Regions from separate parts of the Homo sapiens genome. Here all the other regions are linked to region 2. The links are chromatin contacts, found by Hi-C or POLR2A ChIA-PET in ENCODE. All regions are on one chromosome and are shown on one strand. Each heading gives the region's core, a stretch centred on a gene start or an enhancer-like site at or near the end of the contact. The rest is flanking DNA. Distances are from core to core; before and after follow the strand shown.

The links. A loop is a pair of places that touch in the nucleus more often than their neighbours do. ChIA-PET counts read pairs that join two places held with the same protein, here RNA polymerase II (POLR2A). Pooled maps may share reads with other maps.
Region 1: a loop to region 2 is called in a map of OCI-LY7, with 18 times the contacts of the local background. The contact joins the promoter of TESPA1 here to the promoter of ATP23 in region 2. A Hi-C loop is called at or near these places in 2 of 168 maps with a recorded cell type or tissue (CD8-positive, alpha-beta T cell and OCI-LY7) and 9 of 50 pooled maps. POLR2A ChIA-PET finds 5 or more read pairs at or near these places in 1 of 52 experiments (activated T-cell).
Region 3: a loop to region 2 is called in a pooled map, with 14 times the contacts of the local background. The contact joins the promoter of PYM1 here to the promoter of ATP23 in region 2. A Hi-C loop is called at or near these places in 6 of 50 pooled maps. POLR2A ChIA-PET finds 5 or more read pairs at or near these places in 2 of 52 experiments (Caco-2 and activated T-cell).

Annotation. Positions count from the first base shown.
Region 1 is chr12:54,983,201-54,986,672 of GRCh38, forward strand. TESPA1 (thymocyte expressed, positive selection associated 1) reads right to left here and starts at 1,562. Exons shown (of 11, transcript NM_001136030.3): 1 at 1,385-1,562. LOC107984515 (a long non-coding RNA gene) reads left to right here and starts at 1,651. Exons shown (of 2, transcript XR_001749161.2): 1 at 1,651-1,765.
Region 2 is chr12:57,939,285-57,942,957 of GRCh38, forward strand. ATP23 (ATP23 metallopeptidase and ATP synthase assembly factor homolog) reads left to right here and starts at 2,283. Exons shown (of 6, transcript NM_033276.4): 1 at 2,283-2,604. The coding sequence starts at 2,418. RefSeq lists enhancers at 2,152-2,961, 3,418-3,587.
Region 3 is chr12:55,925,893-55,929,352 of GRCh38, forward strand. It overlaps PYM1 (PYM1 exon junction complex associated factor), which reads right to left and starts at 2,002. Exons shown (of 3, transcript NM_032345.3): 1 at 1,833-2,002. The coding sequence starts at 1,869. It also overlaps a transcript of DGKA not described here. RefSeq lists a silencer at 944-1,093 and enhancers at 1,112-1,692, 1,184-1,403, 1,444-1,613, 1,693-2,273.

The sequences.
Region 1 (3,472 bases), core at 312-2,811, 3.0 Mb before region 2:
GGTTCCATCTTAATTTTCAAAAAACCCAAGAGTTATGAGAACATGTTGGTAGCGTGGTTGTAAATGGTTTCTAAACACCCTGGGGTGCATGCGAATAACTCAGATGTTAAATTGCTTTCTATCCCTTCTGCTATATCTTCAGCTTGTTATTTCTGATAATAGTCCAAGTAGAGACAGACAATAAACCTGACTTCCCTTCTTCCTACTAACACTTCATGCTGCAAGACAATATTGTGAGATCTTTATCTCTAATCACTCAGCTGAACAACTATTGAGTCTGATACTTGGACACACAAGTTGAAGGTTCCTACCTCCAACCTCCCATCCTAGGTACTGCCCTGCACCATCTAGAAAGTCTCCTTACCTCTCTACTCAGGACCATTTGTGGTATACAGAGTCACTAGTACTTCCCTGGATATCTCCTGTAAATGCTCACAGTCTTGTCAAATCACTTCTGTGGAACTCTCCTTTCTTGTCCTTGCCCTGCCCTGGGGACCCACCCTTTTTCTTCCACCCACTGGTGAGCTTAGTGGCACAGAAGGGGCATGGGAAAACCCCAGGGTGGAGGATCTTTCCACTCCTCCATCTACCCCAAAACTCATGTAGGTGGTGATATGCTCTGCCTGCTACCACTGGGGCAAGGGGTGTTGGAGGAGCATGAAGCCCCCAATATTATGTAGGTCACTGAGAAGGCAACACATCCATCTATCTATCTTTGAGATGTGAACCCTGAAATCTGGTCCTGATGGTGGCTATCCATCTATCTTGAGCCTCCCGGTGAATTTGACCTTACCTCACTCAAGTGTGTACATCCTCCCTCGTAGCTGACCTCAATATATCTTGCTGCAGTTTATCTCAACAAGTTTCTTCTACAGCTTCTGAAGAAAGAGGTCATACCCACAGAAAGCAAAGTTGATTTCAGCCAGGTACTCTCAATGGTTGGAGCTATGGACACTAGAGTAGGGCCTGAAATGAAACCGGGAAACTTCTTCCTTGAGAACTTTTCGATGTTATAATCAGATGGAAATTGCAGCAACAATGAGTTCAGCAAGACACAGAGAAGAACTTTGCAGGTGAGAAAGGTGAAAAAAAATTCCTAAAATGTTATTCAAGTCATCAAAGAGACCCAAGTTTTGAGAATCTAGAAAGATTACCTCTCTGATAATAAAGAGAAAACAAACAAACGAAAGCAAAAGGGCACCCAGCATCGTTCTCCTAGGCATAATGATGGATGCTTTTAAGGTTGAAGTAAGAGTGGTGGGAGATTTTCTCTTGATTTTCCCTTGACTTGACAGCCTGATTTTTCTCTGACATGTTTCCTTCTTTCTCCTAGCATCACCCTAAATCAGTACAGCCTTGAAACTGAGATAAAGGCTGTGCTTACCTGTCTGCTGGTAGAAAGCTGAGTTTGAGGCAAAGCAGTTGTCGAAGCTGGGCCGAGGCCTTCACAGGTGTGGGCACAGAGGTGAAGCAAGTGAGAAAGTATCATGTTGTAGATTATGCCTTTCTCCCTGAACTCATTCAACTGCTGTTGCCTGCTCAAAAGGGGAAGCGGAAATGAGAACACACCACACACACACACATCCACACATGTAGATGCAGTCCCCGCCTCCTGGCCCAGCCACATCCTTTGCTCCGGCTCAGGAGACTGAGCGAAGGACAAACCATCCGTAGACACGGTGCTCACAACTAGGAAGACCTTCCTGCCCCAGAGCTGCCTCTGTCTTTCCAGAAAAACAGGAGATCTTTTCCTATTAAGGCAAAGGTACAGTCCATTTAAAGAGGTGTGTGCAGGAGTCTTCCTACCATATAACTAGAATTCCACTGCTGCAGATAAATCCTTCTGTCCTCAGGAGAGCTGTCTGAAAATGGGAAAGCTCTCTCTCATAAATGATCTGGCGTTTATCTCAGAGAAGAAGTTTCCAGTCGTATCACACACTTGAGAGGGCTCTGAGCCAGTCGCTCTGTGTTGATAACTTTCATACTCTGGTAAATTCCCCCGAAGCTTGTTTTTGAATACTGACTACTTTTTTTTTCTGTTAGTTTCTTAACTTTGTTTTATGTTCAAACCACTTCAAAGTTTTTGTTTTTGTAGTAAATGACTGCTTTCCCCAACGTTTTCAAAGCTGAACTTTTAAAATCGGTTACACCCTGAAGATGTCTTCAGTTTATTGGTTTTCAGTTTGGAAAAGGCTTGTTGAACTCTAAAAGGTTTCTCCCAGGCCTCAATCACTTTCACCCACCGGGAGCATCCAGCACTGCTAACTATCCCTCCTCGCTTCTCCAGTATCTCTGAACACTCTTCTCCGTAGGATGCTGCTGCATTTTGGATATCTTCTTTCTGTCTCTCTCCTGATTCTACTGTTTCCTTCTTTAAATCATTTATTTATGAATGTATATCACAATATTTATTCTACAAGGCACTCCTCTAATGTGTTAATTGTGACTGATTTTCACATGTTCATTACCTTCTTTCTGATTTTTTGGCTATAGGTATAGTTAGATTTTTTTTTTACCATGTTTCTAAATTCCATTTCCAATCATCAATGGGACAACTCCATTGAGTATCCATAGTATAGCTATAATATGGTAGAAATAATCCTAAATAAAATTCTTGCTTGGCAAATTAAGTTCTCAAAACATTATTTTCTTCAAGTATAATGTGAGGAAAATAACAATTCTCTCTGTTTCTCACTCAACCCTTCTCCCACGCTATTCCTTTTACGTAGGCATGAAAATATCTAACATATTTTCTCAGGACATAGTAGATGCTAAATATGTGCTTCTCTGAGAATTAGCTTCACAGTCAACAAGTAAAATGCTAAATCCAACACGCCCTAATTCTCTTTATTTACTATTCTTTTCCGTACAAATTAACTATAAAAGCTGAACTAATGGAAACTTAACAACTCTTTTAAATCCTAAGTTTCTAGAATTCAATGTTTTCCTTAACAGTTGTTTTCCAATATGTTTGGGAAATGGAGAATATAACTTCGGTAGGGAGTTTGGAAATATGTGAGAGAGATTTAATTTTCAAAGAAATGGGAAGCTGATACTGGTATTTAGTACCTGAGGGCCAATGATGATAAGTGCTTTTGAAGGGATGGGACTCTTCAGTATAAGGAATAATTGTCCTGGCCCAAATGTCAACATTTTGTTAACATTGATAGTTTGATGGTTAGGAGAGCAGGCTTTAGAGTGAAGCTCTGGCATCAAGTAGCTCTGTAGTCTTGGATACGTTAACATCTCTAGGTCTCAGTTTGTTAGCTGCTAAATGGGGATAACCTTACAGGAGTGGTTGTAGAGCTATAAGAATAAAGGAATACAGAGTATTCAGTCCAGCGCCTACCTTACAGCAAATGCTCAAGAAATTGCAGCTATTTTTAAGACTCTTGAAATATAATAGTTTCTTTTAACTTTTATTTTAAGTTCAGTGGTACATGTGCAAGTTTGTTACATAGGTAAACTCCTG
Region 2 (3,673 bases), core at 1,033-3,532:
TGACTGGGTGTGGTGGCTCATGCTTGTAATCCTAGAGCTTTGGGAGGCTGAGGCAGGAGGATCACTTGATGCCAGGAGTTTGAGACCAGCCTGAGCAATATAGCAAAAAACCTCCATCTCTACAAAAAATTAAAAAGTTAACCAGACATGATGGTGCATGCCAGTAGTTCTAGCTACTCGAGAGACTGAGGTGGTAGGATTGCTTAAGCCCAAGAATTCAAGGCTGTGGTGAGCTATGATTACGCCACTGCACTCCAGCCTGGGTGACAGAGCAAGAACCTGTCTCTGAAAAAGAAAAAAAAAAGAAGAAATTGTTATGACAAAAAGACAAAGACATAGAATCAACCATTAACCTAAGTGTCCACCAACAGATGGTTAAAGAAAATGTGGTTATGCATACACCACGGAATACTATGCAGCCATAAAAATAATGAAATCATGTCTTTTGCAGCAACATGGATGGAGCTGGGGGCCATTATCCTAAGTGAAATAACTCAGAAGCAGAAAATCAAACACCCCATGTTCTCACTTATAAGTGGAAGCTAAAGACTGAGTGCACGTGGACATACAGAGGGGAATAATAGACACTGGGGACTCCAAAAGTGGGGAGAGTGGGAGGGGAAGGGTGAGGGTTGAAAAATTAACTATTGGGTACAATGTTCACTGTTTGGGTGATGGGTACACTAGAAGCCCAGACCTCACCACTACACAATATATCTGTATAATAAACCTACACATAAACCACCTGAATCTATGTATTAAAAAAGAAAGCATGAAAAAAATCCAAATAGTATTTCAAATGTATATAGGCTATGGTCCATTTCTAGGCATATCTAGCCTGCCTTCAGTATTCCAAACTAATCACACTGAATTGTAATGGCTTAGTTTTCCATATGTGTGTTTTAGTTCAATAACTGGATTGAAAGCTAGTTGTGTGGTCCTAGATAAATTATTGAATTTTGCTGAGCCCACTTTATCTGCAAATTAGAGATAATACTTACTTTGCAGGGTTGTAGTGAGGATTGGAAATAATGTATCCAAGGTGAATTTAATTAAAAAGTAGTTACTTTTTTTTTGACTTCTGGCTTTAATAGTCTATGTACATAGGAGTTGTTTGTATTTTTATAATATTCCAGATGAATGACTATCCTAGCATCCCACTCAATTTAGATATTGAGCATCTATGACACATAAAGCACTGTTCATAACCCTAAAGGCCTGCTGAGCCTATATTTTTCAGATATGTTTCTTACATAAACCACATGCTGCTCTTCATCTTTAGCAATTTTCTTAGTCATGTGTTTCCTCAGTCTCTTACACCTTGCCTGGCCCATCATAGTAGGTGCTGAATAAATGTGTGAGCTGAGTGGAATAATTTAGTAGGAAAAGAGAAACACACAAATTGGATAAAACCTGGCAGGCTACGATGAAAATGATTAACAGGTACAAAGTGCTTTGTACATTGGGAGATCAGGAGACATTAATTTTGATTAAGGTATCTGGGAATGCCCTGTGGAGTAGGCAGATTTGACCTGGGCCCCAATCATAGGGGCTGAGGCAAGGAGCTTAAAGATGGAAATGACAGTATGAGTTAAGGCTGAGAGGTAGAAGTAAACAGGGTGCGCTTTGTTATCAGGGAGTTATTGGTGGGGGGTGGGGCAGAAGAGTAGGGTAAACGAATGGGTACAGGTGGGAAGAAAAAATGTAGTTGGTTCCTACATTTTGAGGATTTTGATGTGACTAGTCATTCTTTATAGTTTTAAAACGTTTCTGAAAAACACTGCTTTCAATATGGCCAGAGGCATCTTTGGGCAGAGTGGATCTGAGGGATGGCAGGGGTCGGGAAAGTGGCGGGCCAGAAATGACAACTGGCTTGCCCCGGAAGAAGGCAGGGAGTGGGAGGATGGCCGAGACCTTCGGCGGCACAAGAGCAGTTAGTGGCCAATATTCGCCCCGAGGTGAGGAAGGAGTGTCTGCGAGGAGGCGGGACACCCTTAGAGCTCAGCAGGCAGCAGGAAGCTGCAGAACAACGCTTATAAAGACATGTCACCCACACTGGGAGGGCAGCAGCGAAATCCGCGGCAGCCGGGTTGTTACAGCCTTTGAGGGAAGTCGCAAGACCCAGCTCCGCCCAACAGCATCGGGCCCCGCGCCCCGCCCCATGCCCTCGCCCCGCCCCTCATCCCTCGCCCCGCCCCTCGCCTCTCGCCCCGCCCCTCGCCTCTCGCCCCGCCTCCCGCGCTCCCCGTCAGGTTCAAAGCCCCCTCCCGCCTAACGTCTTCAGCCCAGCCAGGCTGCCCTTCTTCCCTGCGGAGGGAGGGCCTGGGCGGTCGCGTTGGCGGGAGGGAGGTTACCTTTCCCAGTCTCGCTCTGGCCGCCTGAGCCAGGAGGAAGCAGCGGCGAGGTCTGCGGGAGGCATGGCGGGAGCTCCGGACGAGCGCCGGCGGGGCCCCGCGGCAGGGGAGCAGCTGCAGCAGCAACACGTCTCTTGCCAGGTCTTCCCCGAGCGTCTGGCCCAGGGGAATCCCCAGCAAGGGTTCTTCTCCAGCTTCTTCACCAGCAACCAGAAGTGCCAGCTTAGGCTCCTGAAGACGCTGGAGACAAGTAGGAGCCATGACCTGGAGGCTGTGGTTCCACAGAATGGGTCTGAGACCGGGTGGGCGAGGAAGGGCCTGGGCAACACCTGGCCAGGGGCTTCAGGTTCAGCACAGAGTCTAGACAGACTGGGCATCATGGGGGCTGGGTTGGGAGCCTGAGGCTCAGTTTCCCCACTAGAGGTGGCGCTGAGACCCTTTTCGTCGCTGTTTTTGGCTTGTGGAATGAATTTGTCTGCCCTTTTTTGTCACTCACTGTTGTGACAGATCCTCCGATTTCTTACATAAGTTATGCAGCCACACTGTGACTTCAGGGTAAGGGTGAGGCCAAGTTTTAAAGTGCCAGCCAGGTTAATTAAGGCACACAAAGGCTGTAAAAATGTAAAAATGTAATTAAGGCATACCAAGGCTGTAAAAATATAAAAGCAGTTTTGCAAACCTACCGTTCCTTGGAAGTGGTTCATGCATGAATGGGCTTCAGAGCGTAGAAATCCCTGAAATGGTCTGTGAAATCGTGTGTATGTGTGTGTGTGTGCCCCTAAGTGCATTTTTTTTTTTTTTTTGAGACGGAGTCTCGCTCTGTCGCCCAGGCTGGGGTGCAGTGGCGCGATCTTTGCTCACTGCAAGCTCCGCCTACTGGGTTCACGCCGTTCTCCTGCCTCAGCCTCCCGAGTAGCTGGGACTACAGGCGCTCGCCACCACACCCTGCTAATTTTTTGTATTTTTAGTAGAGACGGGTTTTCACCGTGTTAGCCAGGATGGTCTTGATCTCCTGACCTCGTGATCTGCCTGCCTCGGCCTCCCAAAGTGCTGGGATTACAGGCGTGAGTCACTGCGCCCGGCCCAAAGTGTATTTTTTTTTGGTCGGGGGAGAGAGTTAATAGCTTCATCATATTCTCAAAGAGGCCAACGACCCCACAAAGGTTAAGAACTGCTGTGGGTTAAACAGGGACACAACTGCCCATTGACAAATTTCTCTCCCGTCCCAGAGACATTGCACTAGAGAAGATTTCTTAATTCCTTTACATTGACATAGACTTCTTAAGTTTACTTTCAGATACATTCAGAAAATTAGTCTT
Region 3 (3,460 bases), core at 752-3,251, 2.0 Mb before region 2:
TGAAGGAGCTACTGGGTAGAGAACAGAAGGAAAGAGGTAGTACCACTTTAAATTGTGAGGTTGGGGAGAAGTAGCAGCAACCTGGGTTGTCATCAGATACCATAAAATAGGTGGGCTGAGGTGTAAGGAACATGGAAAGCAGCAGAGCAAGAAGCAAAATGGCACATTTTAAAACACCGTGTGTACCAAGGCACAGGCACACTGTTGCTTCTACAGACTACAGACTACACATATGAGGGCTACAAAAACAGAAACACTTTGCACTTGCACAGTATTTTATAAATTGCTTTTACATATATTATTTGATCATCATTGAGTAGCTATTACTACTATGCATATTTTCCTAAAGATGAGGCCATTAGGAAGGGACAAAACCATGATAAAAGCTGTGATTCTCCGTTTCCAACACATACACCTTACATACACAGCAGACACTTCAGCATCTCGGCCAGCCAGGCTGCAAATTCTTCTCTAGCCAGAAGGAATAGTGGGTTTTATTCACTTGTCAAAGGGCTTCGGAGAAAAGCCACTAGATACTTTCCTGTTTGCCTTTTCCCACCTTAGACCCCTCAATTTCTATCACCATCACGGGAGAAGGTAGCGAAGGGTGGCTCCATCAGGGAGAAAACTCAAGCTGAAAGTTGTATTAGGGTCCTCTTCCCTTCACACCTCTAAACCTCAGTGACCCAACAAATGAAGATACGGGAGAGGAAAAGGTACTATGTAGAAACGAGGAGGTCTTCAGCAAATAAAGCTTCGAGAAAAATAATGAAAACGGGACTGGGGTAGGGCAGAAACCAAGTATAGCTGAGATGGGGGAGGGGAAAAGAAGGAGGGCAGGAACTGGAGGGAAATGAGAGTGTAGAAGCCCCCAAGCCTGAAGAACCTAAAAGAGATATGAGTGGTCCAACTGCTGGAGAAAAGCTAAGGGCCCGTGAGGGTCCTGAAGCAGGGACCAGCACTGAAGGACCCCAGGGTTTGGGTGACCGGAAGCAGAGACCCCAAACACGAGACCAGAAGGGGGCGCAGGAGACACCCCGTAGGAGAGAATGAATGGGGAAGGCGGTCCGGGGGGCGGGGCAAAGGAGGGGCCCCGGGATGGGCGGGGCACAGACCCCTTTCCAAGTCCGAACCCCTGCCCCGAGAGCCCGGAGAGAAGCGGCTCCGCGCCTCCCGCACTCACCGCCGGTCTCGTCAGTAACATAGGGAGTCGCCATCTTGAAAACGCAAACCACTTCCGGCGTGAGCGGGCTGGGGTCCCGCCCCCCTCCCCACCGGAAGTGGAGTCCCGATCGTAGCAAGCCACCATCTTAGTCTTAAAGGGAGAGTGCACCATTTCATGGGCGGAGGTGGAGGAGGAGGAAGAGTGGAGAAGCTGAAATAGTTAATAAAATAAAGCCGTGGGCTTTTTACTGCCACCGATACCATTACTGAGCGCTTGCTGCCTGTAAAACAGTCCTCAGGGAGCCAAGAGAAGTTCCGAGGCACAGTCCCTCTCATCCCCAGGAACTCCTCGTACGTCCAGGACCTGCGAGGGAAAAGGGCGCAAGGCCCACCTGCACCCAAAAAGGGGGCCTTATAAATGAAGAAAGGAAGAATATCCAGGCTCTGGCCTGCACCCAGATCTCAGAGCGGCTTGGTGACGTGGAGCAGACAAACTCCAGGAACGCACTGGGGCGCACAAGTGTTTCTAGGGACGGTTGGAGACCCTATCTAACCCTAAGAAGGTGGGGAGGTCGAATTCGTGTGCCGATTGCTGTCGGCCAACCCACTCAACCACCAGAGACCCGCGGGAGGGGCGTGCAAGGCGGAGGGCGCCGCGGGTCGGTCACCTGTCTCCGTAGCCGCAGGGCTGCCGGCAGCTTCCATGGCCGAAGAGGCAGCGGACCAGGTTGGGCGGGCGGCCCTGGCCTGGCTCTGCCCCGCTGGGCGGCGCCGGGGATTCGGCGGCGAAGTGATGAGGGCCCTAGTTGCTTCTCGCCCAGACCTCCTAACCCTGAGTGCCTCCTCGGGCTGGGCCCTAGGGTCAGAGGGCAGGGTGAAAGCTTCTGGGCGGACCTACTTAGTATTCTAATTAAACTCGTCCAACCGCTGAGGATCTAAAGCGGGGCAACTCGCCAATAATCCGGTCCCGTAGTGTCACTCCATTTGTAGTCCTGCCCTGCGCCGTACCTCCCTATTCTGCAGACGAACCCATATGGTCTCCCTCCGCCGCCCATTTCAGCAACTGTTGTTCCTTCAGGGCTAAGTCCTGTTAAACTTGTTTCCCCTACAGCCTGAGAGGAGCCCGGCTGCAGGTTCCTCTCCTCAGGTGTCAACTCTGCCCTCCTCCACCCTCATATAGCTTTTTCCTTATCAACCCTTTTACCTTCCTGCTTATATCCCCACTTTGGCTTAGTTTAATGTCCAGCAGTACCCCTGGAACCAGGGAGGAGGCAGGAGGTAAGTATTGGTGACTACCTCCAACACTAGGCAGCATGTCCCATTTAAAAAACAAAACAAAACCCAGGCGCGGTTGCTCACGCCTGTAATCCCAGCACTTTGGGAGGCCAAGGCGGGTGGATCACGAGGTCCGGAGTTCAAGACCAACCTGGCCAAGATGGCGAAACCCCGTCTCTACTAAAAATACAAAAAAATTAGCCGGGCGTGGTGGCGGGTGCCTGTAATCTCAGCTACTCGGGAGGCTGAGGCAGAGAATTTCTTGAATCTGGGAGGCGGAGGTTGCAGTGAGCCAAGATCGCTCCACTGCACTCCAGCTTGGACGACAGAGTGGGACCCCGTCTCAAAAAAAAAAAAAAAAAAAAAAAAAAAAAACTAAAAAACTGAGCAATGGCTGACTAGGACCTTTATAAGACAAATTAGGCCTCAGAAGTTTTCTGGGGGCCGCAGCTTGCCTTCCTTCCCATCCTCCATGTCTGTGACTTCCACTAGAGGCCAATTCAGAATGTCTGGGGGTGGGGCTCATTTAAAAAGTATTTCCAGGCCGGGTGCGGTGTCTCATGCCTGTAATCCCAGCACTTTGGGAGGCCCAGGTGGGCAGATCACTTGAGGTCAGGAGTTCGAGACCAGCCATGGCCAACATGGTGAAATCCCATCTCTACTAAAAATACAAAAATTAGCCGGGTGTGGTGGCGAGTGCCTGTAATCCCAGCTACTCGGGAGGCTGAGGAATGAACCTGGGAGGTGGAGGTTGCAGTGAGCCAAGATCGTGCCACTGCACTCCAGCTTGTATTATAGAGCAAGACTCAGTCTCAAAATAAATAAATAAAAAGTATTTGCATACGATACACTGTTATTGCAAGTGTTGTGACACTGTGGTCTTAAACCCTTGCTCTCTTTTCACCGATTGTACTTCAGCCCTGCAGGGTCTAACATCTTGTCCTTAACCTTGTTATGATTAGACGTGAGAGTGTGGGATGAAGCCTCTAAGAACTAATGGGATACGTTGGTCTTGACTGAA